2 separate regions of the Homo sapiens genome follow, and region 1 is linked to region 2. The links are chromatin contacts, found by Hi-C or POLR2A ChIA-PET in ENCODE. All regions are on one chromosome and are shown on one strand. Each heading gives the region's core, a stretch centred on a gene start or an enhancer-like site at or near the end of the contact. The rest is flanking DNA. Distances are from core to core; before and after follow the strand shown. Region 1 overlaps RPS6KA5 (ribosomal protein S6 kinase A5). Region 2 holds the start of GPR68 (G protein-coupled receptor 68).

Region 1 (6,141 bases), core at 2,844-5,343, 240 kb after region 2:
TTTTCCACGCTGCTGCTGCTGCTGGTCTTTCTAAGATGCAGAACTGATAATCTTCTCCTTAAAATCTTTTATTGCCTCTCCTTTGCCTTCTTTAGATGGGAAGAAATAAAATACTACTTTTTCATATCAAACACAGATTCTTTTGTGAGCTGGCTCCTGCCTGGTGTCTTGCAGTGCCTTTTTTCCCTTTCCTTCCCATGCATCTGCCTGTCTGCACTAATTGCAGATTCTCAGATATGCCATGTTCTCTGTTGTTTTGGTGGTTTTCTGTATGCTTTTCCTTCCTACTCACAGCTTTTTTTTTTACCCTGCTGTTCCTTAGCTGCCTAACTTCTCCAAACCTTCAGATGGGCTGAGATGCTCTCTTATGCTCTTCTGGTACTATTTACCTCATTTCTCTTTAATAGTGCTTGTTCCTTGGACTTGGTCACCTGCCTGAGTGTCCCCTCTGGACCCTGAGCTGCTTGGGGTCAGGGAGTATGTCTGTTCCAGTCTTGTCAGTGCTTTGCACAATGTTGGATATAAGTAAGCATTCAAGATGTTTGTTCAATTAATATACTATAGCTTACATGTAGAGTCTGGTGACTACGTGAAACCTATGAAATAGGGAAAGAGAAGAAAAATGTCTTATGGCATCAGTGGACACCAGAATTCCTTATATGAAGGGAGGTACACTGGGGGCATTGCCTTGACATCAAGCTCACTTAAGGATAGGGAGTCCTGTGAGGATGGATGTTCACAGGGTCTGAGAGGTCAGAAGAAGTAGAGCAAACAAGGGGATGGGATTGCTGGTCTTATTCCTAATAGGGAAGAGGAGAGAGAAAACAAGTCAGAAAAGTGATGTAAGGTCAGGGATAGGTGAGATAAAGATCCCCTTCCCCACGGTTGGATGATGGAAAGACAGATTGAGAAGGTTCCTTCCTCCAGCTCCTTTTGAGGGGGTTGTTTTAACTGTTGCCTGGTGTACCACTCTTTTGCCTAGCTTCAGAAATCTTCACTGAAGTCTGGTATGCTAAGGAATGCTTTTTGAACATGTTTGGTTTTTGTTTATCTTGTGTAGAAGTTGGTGAGCTGTGTCCTCACTGGATTATTGCAGTGCATAAAAGCGTTGGTGACCAAGTAGCTCTAAGAGTTCTGAGAAGGTCAGCTCTCCCAGTAATTGAGGGAAACCTGGGCAGACAGGGGAGGCTTTGGACTTGCACAGGCCTTGGCACTGCAGATTTGAGTATTGAGTGTAGATTATAAGGGGCTGGTAAGCCCAATGTAACAACTAGAGTACACATACAACAAGAAAAGACTGGAATTGAACATATAAAAATGAGAGTAGCTAGTGTTCGGAAGATAGGATTACCATATATAGTTGTTTTTTTCCCCTGAAGACTTTCTTTGTCATAGTTCATAACATAGGAACAGTTTTAAAAAGACAAAAATATGTGCAATACAGTGTCATGATCTTATTCATACCAGAACTTGAAAATTAGAGGTTAGTATTGAGATTTCATTAATACCAAAAGTGTTGGAACGGAGAAAGTGAAACTGTTTATTGAGGAATAGGGAATAAGGGCTAGGACTGAAACTCCTTTCTTTGCCAAAAGTAGGAACTTTCTTACTAACATATTAGGCTTTGTTTCCCTCTTTTTTGTTTTAATTGATGAACTGATGTCTCAAAGAAAAAAAAATCTGTCAAGTAACTGAAAATTGGATAAGGTTTTGAACAAAATTTAAGTTTTAGAAATTGATGTTCTGTAGATCATTTATAATAAATTATGGCTTATTTAAGTTTAGCTGCAACAAACGATACGTTTCTATCCTTTCTGTTGCATTCACTACTAAATCTTACAATGTTACTTTTTATAATTGTTCTCCTTTTTTTCTGAAATAAAAAAATTAGAAAATAATTGAGTAGGCCATGGTTTACTTACTGCAGTATTATGTATATATTGCTGTTAATTAAATGTGCCTTGATAGTGGCAAATAGGAGTCATTCAACACTGGATCATTATGCTATTCGTCTTTTCATATTTTGATTTCATGCTTACAGCTATAGTTATAAGCAAAGGACGGAAGGACTCAATTGGTACCTTTCCATGGTGAGAATGGAATTAGAAAAAAGGAATTGGTCAAGTGGTCTAATAAGACAGTAAAGCTTGAGAGCATGATACAGCAATTTCCATGATAGGGAACCTGATGTTTGAATTGACAGGTTAGATTGTCCCATGGATAGTGCTAGAAACACATTGCCCAATTTAGAATTCTGTTTTTTAGTTTTCTTTTCTTTTTTTTTGGGACAGAGTTTTACTCTGTCTTCAAGCTGGAGTGCAGTGGCGCGATCTCAGCTCAGTGCAACCTCTGCCTCCCAGGTTCAAGCGATTCTTCTGCCTCAGCCCCCTGAGTAGCTGGGACTACAGGCGCCTGCCACCACACCTGACTAATTTTTGTGTTTTTAGTAGAGACGGGGTTTCACCATGTTGGCCAGGATGGTCTCGATCTCTTGACCTCGTGATCCACCCGCCTCGGCCTCCCAAAGTGCTTGGATTACAGGCATGAGCCACCGTGCCTGGCCTGTTTTTTAGTTTCCATTTTGTCCAGTCTATCTTTTGTTGTCCATTCTTTTATACATTTTTGTTCTTTTGATTAGGAAAGTTCAAGTTCTTCTGATCTGCATACAGTGATTTGTATTTCGTAAGGTGACTTTGCATAGATCTCATTTCATCTTCTGAGGTGTGTTTTTGGCCAAGCTGACTGCTGAGGCATTCTATTGTTGCTCCAGGGTACTGCTTCTCTGGTACTTCCTTCAGAGACCATTTGTGTTGGTGAGAAAGCCTATGGTTTGTTTTTTTCCTGCCCTTGACACCTTAACATATCCTTCTCTCTGTTCTTGAATTCTTGAGTCTCTTCTGTCCCGGATCCCATTATTTATCACTGCGTGAAGAACCTGCTCCCTTAGGAACCACCCTCCCATCTCTACTTTTTCTAGCCTTTCCTACATTCCATTTTCCCATGGGTTTTCTCTGTCATCTGTCTTAAGTTGGAAAAAAGTTTCATATGATTCTTTCCCATTTCCCCTGTATTCCTTTTCATTATACCCTCATTCCTTGAACAGAATTGTTATTGTTTTGTTTTTCCATCCACACCCCTATAATGCAACCTTCCTGTGTAAATTTTAGGCTTAAGCTTTTCTATTCACATACTTTTATGCTGAGGCTTGGATTTTTATTTGGGCTGTTAGATGCCCATTTTGACATTGACATTAGGGGTTTCAAACCATCCTTAAAAGGTTAGATGTGACTTGCAATGTTATTGAACAATTTGATGATCCGGGATATTATGGCTCTATGAAATCTCCATGGTTCTTGGAGCTAGCTTGTTTTTATTCTGGGAAGAATTTTCTAGCTCCCCAGCTTACGGCCTGAATGGTTAGAGTCCAGCCAGTGCTGTTTGACTTTATAGTTCAAAGGGGGTCATTTCTGTGGTCACTATCCTATTTAACAGTCATGTCATGGTATGTCAAGGTAGGTCATCATACAAATAATCTGCATTCTGTTTTGACTGTTTTATTTTTAAAAATAATATCTCCTCCTTTTAAACTTTAAAAAATTTAGTAAAGTTTAGTAAACTTTCAAAAATTTAGTAAAAAATGTAGTAAAAATTCACTTCCTTCATTATGCTTTTTGAAATCTGGCTTTTTTTCTCATTCTTCCCCTATTAATGGTTCTTAAAAAAAAAAAAAAATCGCTGTTGACCTAACCAAATTAGAGTGTCTCAGTCTTCATGCACTTCCACCTTCTTGCTGCATTTGACTGCATTGATACTTCTTTTTTGATGTTCTTTCTTTGAATTTCATACATGGTTAGTTGAACCACTTCTCTGGCTCTTTTTCTTCTTGCCTCATAACTCTAGGTAATCATCAAGACTTGCCTTTCCTTTCCTGTGGTCTCTTGAAGGGCGTTCGTCTTAAAGCTTTAGCCATTGCCTTTCTCCTAGTAACTCTGTGCATGATGTCTCTGCAGAACTTTAGTTCCTTGTCTAGAGCTGCCTACATGAAAGCTCTTTTGGGGTTTTTTTCTGCCATTCTTCAAAATCAGTGTTGAAACCAAAAAACTTCCCCTTTTGACTTCCTTATTCTGTTGGTAACACTGCCATTCACCAGACTTGCATTTCTTATGCTTTAGATATAGGGCTGTCTTAGTCTGTTCAGGCTACAATAATTAAAATACCTTAGACATGGCCAGGCATCATGCCTGTAATTCCAGCACTTTAGGAAGCCAAGGAGGGAGGGTTGCATGAGCCAGGAGTTTGAGACCAGCTTGGGCAACATAGTGAGACTCGGTCTCTATTAAAAGAAAAAGCCCAGCAACCTTGGATTAGGTAATTTATAAACAACAGAAATTTATTTTTCACAGTTCTAGGCACCAGGAGGTTCAGTGTCTGGTGAGGGCTCTCTGCTTCATAGATGATGTTTTCTAGCTGTGTCCTCACATGGTGGAAGGGGCCAGCAGGCTCGCTCTAGCCTCTTTTATAAGAGCACTAATCCCATCCATGAGGGCTCTGCCCTAGTGACCTAATCACTTTCCAGTGGCCCCACCTCTTAATGTCAACACACTGGGGATTAGATTTCAACATACAATTTTGAGGAGAAACATTCACACCATAGCAGGGGCCAATAGGGAAAAAAATGGAACAGAAATTGAGTTAATTTATCTTTGAAAGTGAGGACCCTGTCCTGTGCCTTTTGTAGTTTCAGCACCCAAGACAGGTATTCAATGAATGTTTCTTAAACTGAGCATTACAGTGATTCTTGGGTTCACTCTTTCCTCTAGTTTTTACTCAGACCAGACCCTCATTAGTACACATCTTTTTTACTGCAATACCTCATTGTTTTTTAGCAATCATTTTTCCTTGCTTCTATGCACATTGTACATTACTGCCAGGAGAATTTTTCTAAAACATTACTTTTATGTAGTGAAGAGCCATTATTACTTACGGATTCAATTAAAACTAGTTAGTCTGGCATTCCAGGTTTTGAGCCAGCTAGTTCCATATACCTATTTTATGTTATGTTTTTCTCACATAAATTCATTATAGCTAGTTAGAACAGTCTTTTTATTATTCTCTCGTAGTAACATAGTTATTTCTACTTATACCTTTGCCCCAGCTGTTCTTCCAGTACAGAATTTCCCAGCCATCCTCTCATTTTTTTGCCAGTACAAATCCTGTACTTCTTAGCTAAAGACCTAACACGTAGCCCAGAACGTTGGCCTTTAGTAGGCACTCTTGACTGTTGAGTAAATGGGGACCTGTATTCTCAATGAGCTTTTCTAACCAGCTTCACATGATATTCTCCTTCATGTCCACATACTCCACAGGCCTGTTTATTAACTTACATTTCTCATATCTTATTTCAAGTTTAATAAATGATTAATTCATTGAATAAAATCTGGCATATGAGTGCCTTAGCATATACTGTGAAATGTATTTGAAATGGCTTCAAAAGCATTATTGTTCTCTTTATTTCTACCTTAATTGTAAAAGTGCTTTTAAATTAAGCCTTTAACATAAGTGAATCATTGGATCTAATCAAATGATTTCAGCACATGCTCTGTGCAATTACATTTGTGCAGCTTAGCTGAAACTATGGCAACAGAGTGAAAAATGCATTTTTACCGATCATTTTCCTCCATAGGAGTGGGAAGTTCCAAGTTAAACATCTCACAACTTTAAAAAATTATTATACAAATTATACTTACAATAGCATTGCTTAGAAAGTTAGGAAGCCATTTATCAATCATAGGTTTGTGGCTGAAATCCTGGAAGACCATGCCAAGGGTTAACAATAGTTACCTTTGAGTGTTGGGATTATGGGAGATTTTTAAGGTCTGCTTTAGGCCTATTTTTTCAAAAAACAGTGAACCTGGATAATTTTATGAAGAAAACAACAACAAAGTTATTTAAATCTGAAGGAAAAGACAATTTTCCTTTTATCCTTAAGTTTACTGTTTTTAAAATTACATCAATCACCACCTCATATCTACTAGGATGGCTACTACCAAAAAAAAAAACAAAATAGTAAGTATTGGACAGAATGTGGAGAAATTGGAACCCTCTTGCACTGTTGATGGGAATGTGAAAAGGTACCTGTGA
Region 2 (5,557 bases), core at 1,386-3,885:
GGCTCACGCCTGTAATCTGAGTACTCTGGGAAGCCAAGACAGGTGGATCACTTGAGGCCAGTAGTTTGAGACCAGCCTGGCCAACATGGCAAAACCCCATCGCTACTAAAAATACAAAAATTAGGGCCAGGTGTGGTGGCTCACGCCTGTAATCCCAGCACTTTGGGAAGCCGAGGTGGGCGGATCACCTGAGGTCGAGAGTTCAAGACCAGCCTGACCAACATGGAGAAATCCCATCTCTACTAAAAATACAAAATTAGCCAGGCATAGTGACACATGCCTGTAATCCCAGCTACTCAGGAGGCTGAGGCAGGAGAATAGCTTGAACCTGGCAGGTGGAAGTTGCCGTGAGCCGAGATCACGCCATTGCACTCCAGACTGGGCAACAAGAGCGAATCTCAAAAAAAAAAAAAAAAAAAAAAAGTTAGCCTGGTGTGGTGGCGCATGCCTGTAATCCTAGCTCCTTGGGAGGCTGAGGCAGGAAAATTGCTTGAACCCAGGAGGTGGAGGTTGCAGTGAGTGGAGGTGGTACCACTGCACTCCAGCCTGGGCAACAGGATAATCCCTGCCACACAGAGTTGATATAAGGATTAAACAAAGGATGGGCACAGCACCTGGTGCAAAGCAAATGCTCAGGAAATGGTAAAGGGAGCTCTTGGCACTGAGCCACTCCAGGCTATTTTCTAACTCCTTGAGGGCCAAGCACATGAGAGAGCATGGGCTCTTTTTTCTCTTACTGAGCTAGCATTTCACAAAGACCTGGGCTCAGCCAATTTGAGTAAAACCAAAGAAAGTTTCACCCCTCCTTCATCCCAAAGGCATGGTCCTTACTCCAGGTGCAGTAGGGCACATGCTGCCAGCAGAGGGGCTGGGGCAGCTTGCCAGCCCCTGGCAGGGCTGGAGGCGGGAGGGGACACCATGCCATTAGTGGTTCCTGCAGGTATAGACGATGATGGTGTAGACGGCCGGTGTGTGCACACCCTGTTAGGACAGGCCACCCCGTAGAGGGCCAGAGGTGCTCTCTCTGGCAGGTTGTGTCCTAGGGGTAAGCCAGGCAGTCACTGCTAAGTCAGTTCTGTGCTCCTAACCCCGCGTCCTCCTATATGACATCAGGGAAAGCCAGCCACACTTCCGCAACTCAGAAGTAGCACGTGTGTCTAAATGCACGCTACTGCACCACAACAAGCTGAAGCCTTTGCTCGTAACATAAGGCCTGCAAGAAGCAACTGACGTAGGAAACTTTTTTTTTTTTGAGACGGAGTTTCGCTTTTGTCGCCCAGTCTGGAGTGCAATGGCATGATCTCAGCTCACCGCAACCTCTGCCTCCCAGGTTCAAGTGATTCTCCTGCCTCAGCTTCCCGAGTAGCTAGGATTACAGGCATGCGCCACCACCCCCAGCAAATTTTTGTATTTTTAATAGAGATGGGGTTTCACCATGTTGACCAGGCCGGTCTCCAACTCCTGACCTCAGGTGATCCACCCGCCTCGGCTTCCCAAAGTGCTAGGATTCCAGGCGTGAGCCACCGCACCTGGCCGGAAATAGTTTTTAAAAGGCCTGCTATGTGGTAGCATTTGCTTGGAGGGCCCAGGCCCCACTGAAGGGGATTTCCTTAGACCCCCTACCAACAGAGTGAGGGCAGTGGAGCCAAGGCTCTTGGCATGAATAAGATGGGCATCAGTGTTTTAAACTGTGTTGGTCCCCAGAGCAGGGACCAAGCACAGGGCTCTGGCCACTTCCAGCAGGAAGGACTCGCACCCCCAGTGGCCCCATGCACCGTATCTGTTGGCTTCCTGGCTCTGGCAACGTAGCTTATAATCAGCTTCCAAGGAGTCTGCCTTGGAGGGAGGTGGTTACGCCAAAATGCTGGGCCTTTCCATCCTCCGTGTTATGTGTGTGAGGGAGGGAGTTTAGTAAGTGCTCCTGAGAGCCAGAAGGGCCCCCGGGGCCAGAGCCCTGGGCTTGATTCCTTCTCTGGGGACCGACACAGTTGAAAACATTGATGCCCGCCCTATCCTTACTGATGCCCAGAGCCTTAGCTCCACTGCCTTCGCTCTGCTGCTCTGCCAAACAGGATCCTACCTGCTTCACCACATCCGTGGCTGCCCACCTTCACTGCACTTTAGAACAGTCCAGGGAGCTTTAGAGCCACTGATGCTGGCACGTCACTTCCAGGAAACATGATTTAACCAGCCCCGGGTGGGGCCCGGGCATTGGTATTTTTTTTGTAGGCTCCCAGGTATGTTCTCATGCACATGGCCAGGGTTGAGCCCCAGTGACCCAGATGTTGGCGGCTTCCCCCACCCTTGCCTGGATCCCGGTATCCTGTAGGTGCTGAAAGGTGGCTAGAATTAGCCCACCCCCTCCTCCTGTATCCCCCCACCACAGTCCTGAGGGCACCTGCCCCTAGCTCAGGCTTTCACATTCCCAGCGAGGCTGCTCACTGACTCTGGGTTGCATGGAGAGCAGAGGAAGATGCGTGGAGAGAGCCATTCCGCCGCCCTCAGCCTCTGGCTGGCGAGTGGTTCCTCGGCAACCGCCCAGCCTGACACCAGATTGGAGTTCACATGATTCTGCCTCAGCTCGGGAATGGGCAGCCTCCAGCTGGGGATTTTCTAGCCGGAGCTGGGAGGTTCAGGCTGCGGGAAGTCGCTGGAGGGAGAGCTGGGATCGTGGCTGCAAGGGTGCCCAGGCTCCTGCAGAGCCTCTGCAGGAAGCCCAGCTGTTTGAGGTTTGAAGGCAGAGCCTAGCTGGGGCAGGCAGAGTCAGAGAGGACTCGTTTCAGAGTCCCCCCTCAGAGGACTCCCTCCATCCTGATTTCAGCAGCTGCCTGCTCCTCACCTGGTTGCAGAGACCACACTGCCTTCCTGGGGCCCTGAGGCTCTAGGAGAAGCTGGAAAGCACAGGTGGGGGTCCATCCAGCTGTTTCCAAACTGCGGGTTGTGACCCATTCATGGGTCAGTAAATCAACTTCATAGCTCATGACCTGCATTTAAAAAATTGAAATAGAATAGAAATGATCAGAGTGCGTGGCAAGAAGTAGGGTAAGTATTGCTTTGGGGAAGTTTGTTGCTTTGTACAGATGTGTGTGTGTGTGTGTGTGTGTGTGTGTGTGTGTGTGTCTGTGTTCTGGGTCGCGATGTCAGGTGTATTTCTTGCTATTGCTTGTGATCCAAAAAGCTCAAAGGCAGCAAGTTGGTGCCTAGACACGTGGGTTCTGGATTCAGATCCACCCCAACTGACTGTGTGAGTTTGAGCCTCCCTGCATTAGCCTCTCTGGGCTTCAGGTTCTGAGAAATGGCTTAGCAATGCCAGCCCACCTGACTCACAGGGACTTCGTGGGCCCAGATGGGACTGACCTTTGAAACAGTGACAAGGGTTCTAGAAGTGAGATGCTATGGTCCACGTTGTTGCTGGAGTGAGGCGATCTGGGGGGAAAATGGGGACTAAGGAAAAATGCATCCTGATGTTTCCCCTCTCCTCAGAGGGAAAAATAAAGCACTTTCAGAAAATGAAACAGCCTTGCTTAAAGCATGCAGAGGTTTGGCCAACTGAAGGAAAAGGAAGCTGGGCCCTGGGGAAACTCCCCAGCTCTTGTGGGTTTGGGGTTCCGTGAGCAGCCCTGGCACCATGAGTAACTGTCTGTGTGCGTGCCGGTGTGTGCTGCACGAAAGGGGGGGCGAGTTAGATCACTATTTATGTGCCAGCTGGAATCCAGCATTTAGGCACCTCCGCCTTCTGACTTGGGACATGCAAGAGACTCCTAGCTTAGTCAGAGAGGCCTTTCCTTCCTGTTGGGAGCTTAATTTCTCTTGGTCATTAAAGTCCTCAGAGACCTCTATGCTGATTTGCATTTGCTAAAGATTTGCTTTCAGGCGTTGAGTCACTCTATAGTTTTTCTCAATTTTTTAGCTGGGTAATAAAGTGTTATTTTGATTCTTTTCTCCAATGCCTTCCCAAACTACGGACTGGCCACGTGGCTGGTTTTCCTCAGTGGGCGTTGAAAACATGGTTGACCTGCTAAAGCATAGTCCAGGTGAAGGGGCCAGGCCAGGACCAAGCCTGGTGGCCATTGCTGCAGCATCTGTGAGGACTGGAGCTTGGCTGAGCTGGGGGCTTGAGGGTGGTGGTTCTGGGATGATCATGATAGTCAGCACAGCATGAAGGAAAGTATGGACCAGTCCGAGTTCCAGACCTGGCCTGCCGCATCTCAACTGCAGAGACTTCAGCAGGTTGGTTCATCTCTCTGAGCCTCAGTTTCTTTATCTGTAAAGTGGGAGCTGATGAGAGTGGTGTTGAAAGAGAGAACAGACATTCAGAAACTTGCCTGGCAAGTGCAGGGCCCTCGACAGATGTGGCTTAGTTCTTCTCTACATCTACGTTTTTCCATTTATGGAATATTTTCGCATCCACTGTGTTCTTTGATTTTTGAGGAGGAAGGTTCCTGTGGAGATGAGGTAGAGGGCAAGTCAGAGTTTCCATCTGGGGGTGCCTGTCCTCAGGGAACAGTAGAAGGGAAGGCACTGGTGAAAAATCAGGACCCTCAGACCAGCTCAGGCAGGCTGAGCAGAGAGGGGACCACGGTGATTCCTCCTCCTCACTTTCCTGTTTCTATTAATGATATCCTCACTGTCCCAGCACCCAGCCTCAACCCCCCACCACTTACCTATCCACTCACTCACCTACTCACCTACTCACCTATCCACCCACCCATAATCCATCTGCCACCCATTCCCTCATCCATCTATCCATCTTCCCCTCACCTGTGCATCCATTTACACATTCACCCATCCACTTAGCCACCCACCCACCCACCCACCCACCCTTCCATCAGCTCACCTATCCACCCACCCATACGTCCGTCTGTCCACCCATTCACTCATCCCTCTATCCCTCTACCCCTCACCCATGCATCCATTTACACATTCACCCATCCACTTATCCATCCACCCACCCATCTATCCACTCACCTCTCCAGCTGCCCATATATCCATCTATCCAGCCATCCAGTCATCCATCTATCTGGCTACCCCTATCCCTCCATTTACTCATTCACCCTCCCACCTCTCCACCATCCATCCAACAAATAATTCTGGGGAGGCTATAAGGACCAGGCACCAAGAAAAATCTCCAATTTGCCCCTGGTTGTTCCCCACCTCCCTTGTAATTACTTGCCAGTTCTACAGCTTCACACTGTTTCCTCTCTCGCCCTGCCTACCTCTTATTTAGATCCAGTCACACCAACCTACTTTCAGTTCCGCAGAGCTGCCCCTTCTCTTCCTCTTGCATTTCGTCTGTTTCCACACATTTTCCACAGGTAGAAACTCTCCTCTGCTTCGGCAGCACTTCCTCTTTCTTCTGATCTTACTGTAACTGCCGATGCTCAGGAAGGCCTTTCCTGACAGGGTGAGGCCCCCACCCGTGAATCCTCACAAAACCCTGCGCTCTCTTTGTGAGCTTGTTTCACTTATCTTCTCTCCTCCGCCTTAGGACTAAAAACCACTTGTTACTAGGGGCCAGTGTCTAGTGTTGTGCCTTCCATATAATAGACACTCGGTG

The links. A loop is a pair of places that touch in the nucleus more often than their neighbours do. ChIA-PET counts read pairs that join two places held with the same protein, here RNA polymerase II (POLR2A). Pooled maps may share reads with other maps.
Region 1: a map of B cell shows a loop between it and region 2 (2.1-fold over the local background). The contact joins the enhancer-like site here to the promoter of GPR68 in region 2. A Hi-C loop is called at or near these places in 1 of 168 maps with a recorded cell type or tissue (B cell) and 5 of 50 pooled maps. POLR2A ChIA-PET finds 5 or more read pairs at or near these places in 2 of 52 experiments (B cell and activated CD4-positive, alpha-beta T cell).

The regions. Positions count from the first base shown.
Region 1 is chr14:91,007,628-91,013,768 of GRCh38, reverse strand. The region is part of intron 1 of RPS6KA5 (ribosomal protein S6 kinase A5); the gene reads left to right. Among named protein-coding and RNA genes, the nearest start is that of RPS6KA5, 50 kb to the left of the region's middle. RefSeq lists enhancers at 3,911-4,120, 4,131-4,180. Within about 2 kb of position 4,093, at least 8 of the 41 ENCODE cell types and tissues checked have a DNase peak (open chromatin) inside an H3K27ac peak, as active enhancers do; they include B cell, where a contact is called at or near this core.
Region 2 is chr14:91,241,782-91,247,338 of GRCh38, reverse strand. It overlaps GPR68 (G protein-coupled receptor 68), which reads left to right and starts at 2,635. Exons shown (of 2, transcript NM_001177676.2): 1 at 2,635-3,042. RefSeq lists enhancers at 2,868-2,917, 2,437-2,938, 3,998-4,107.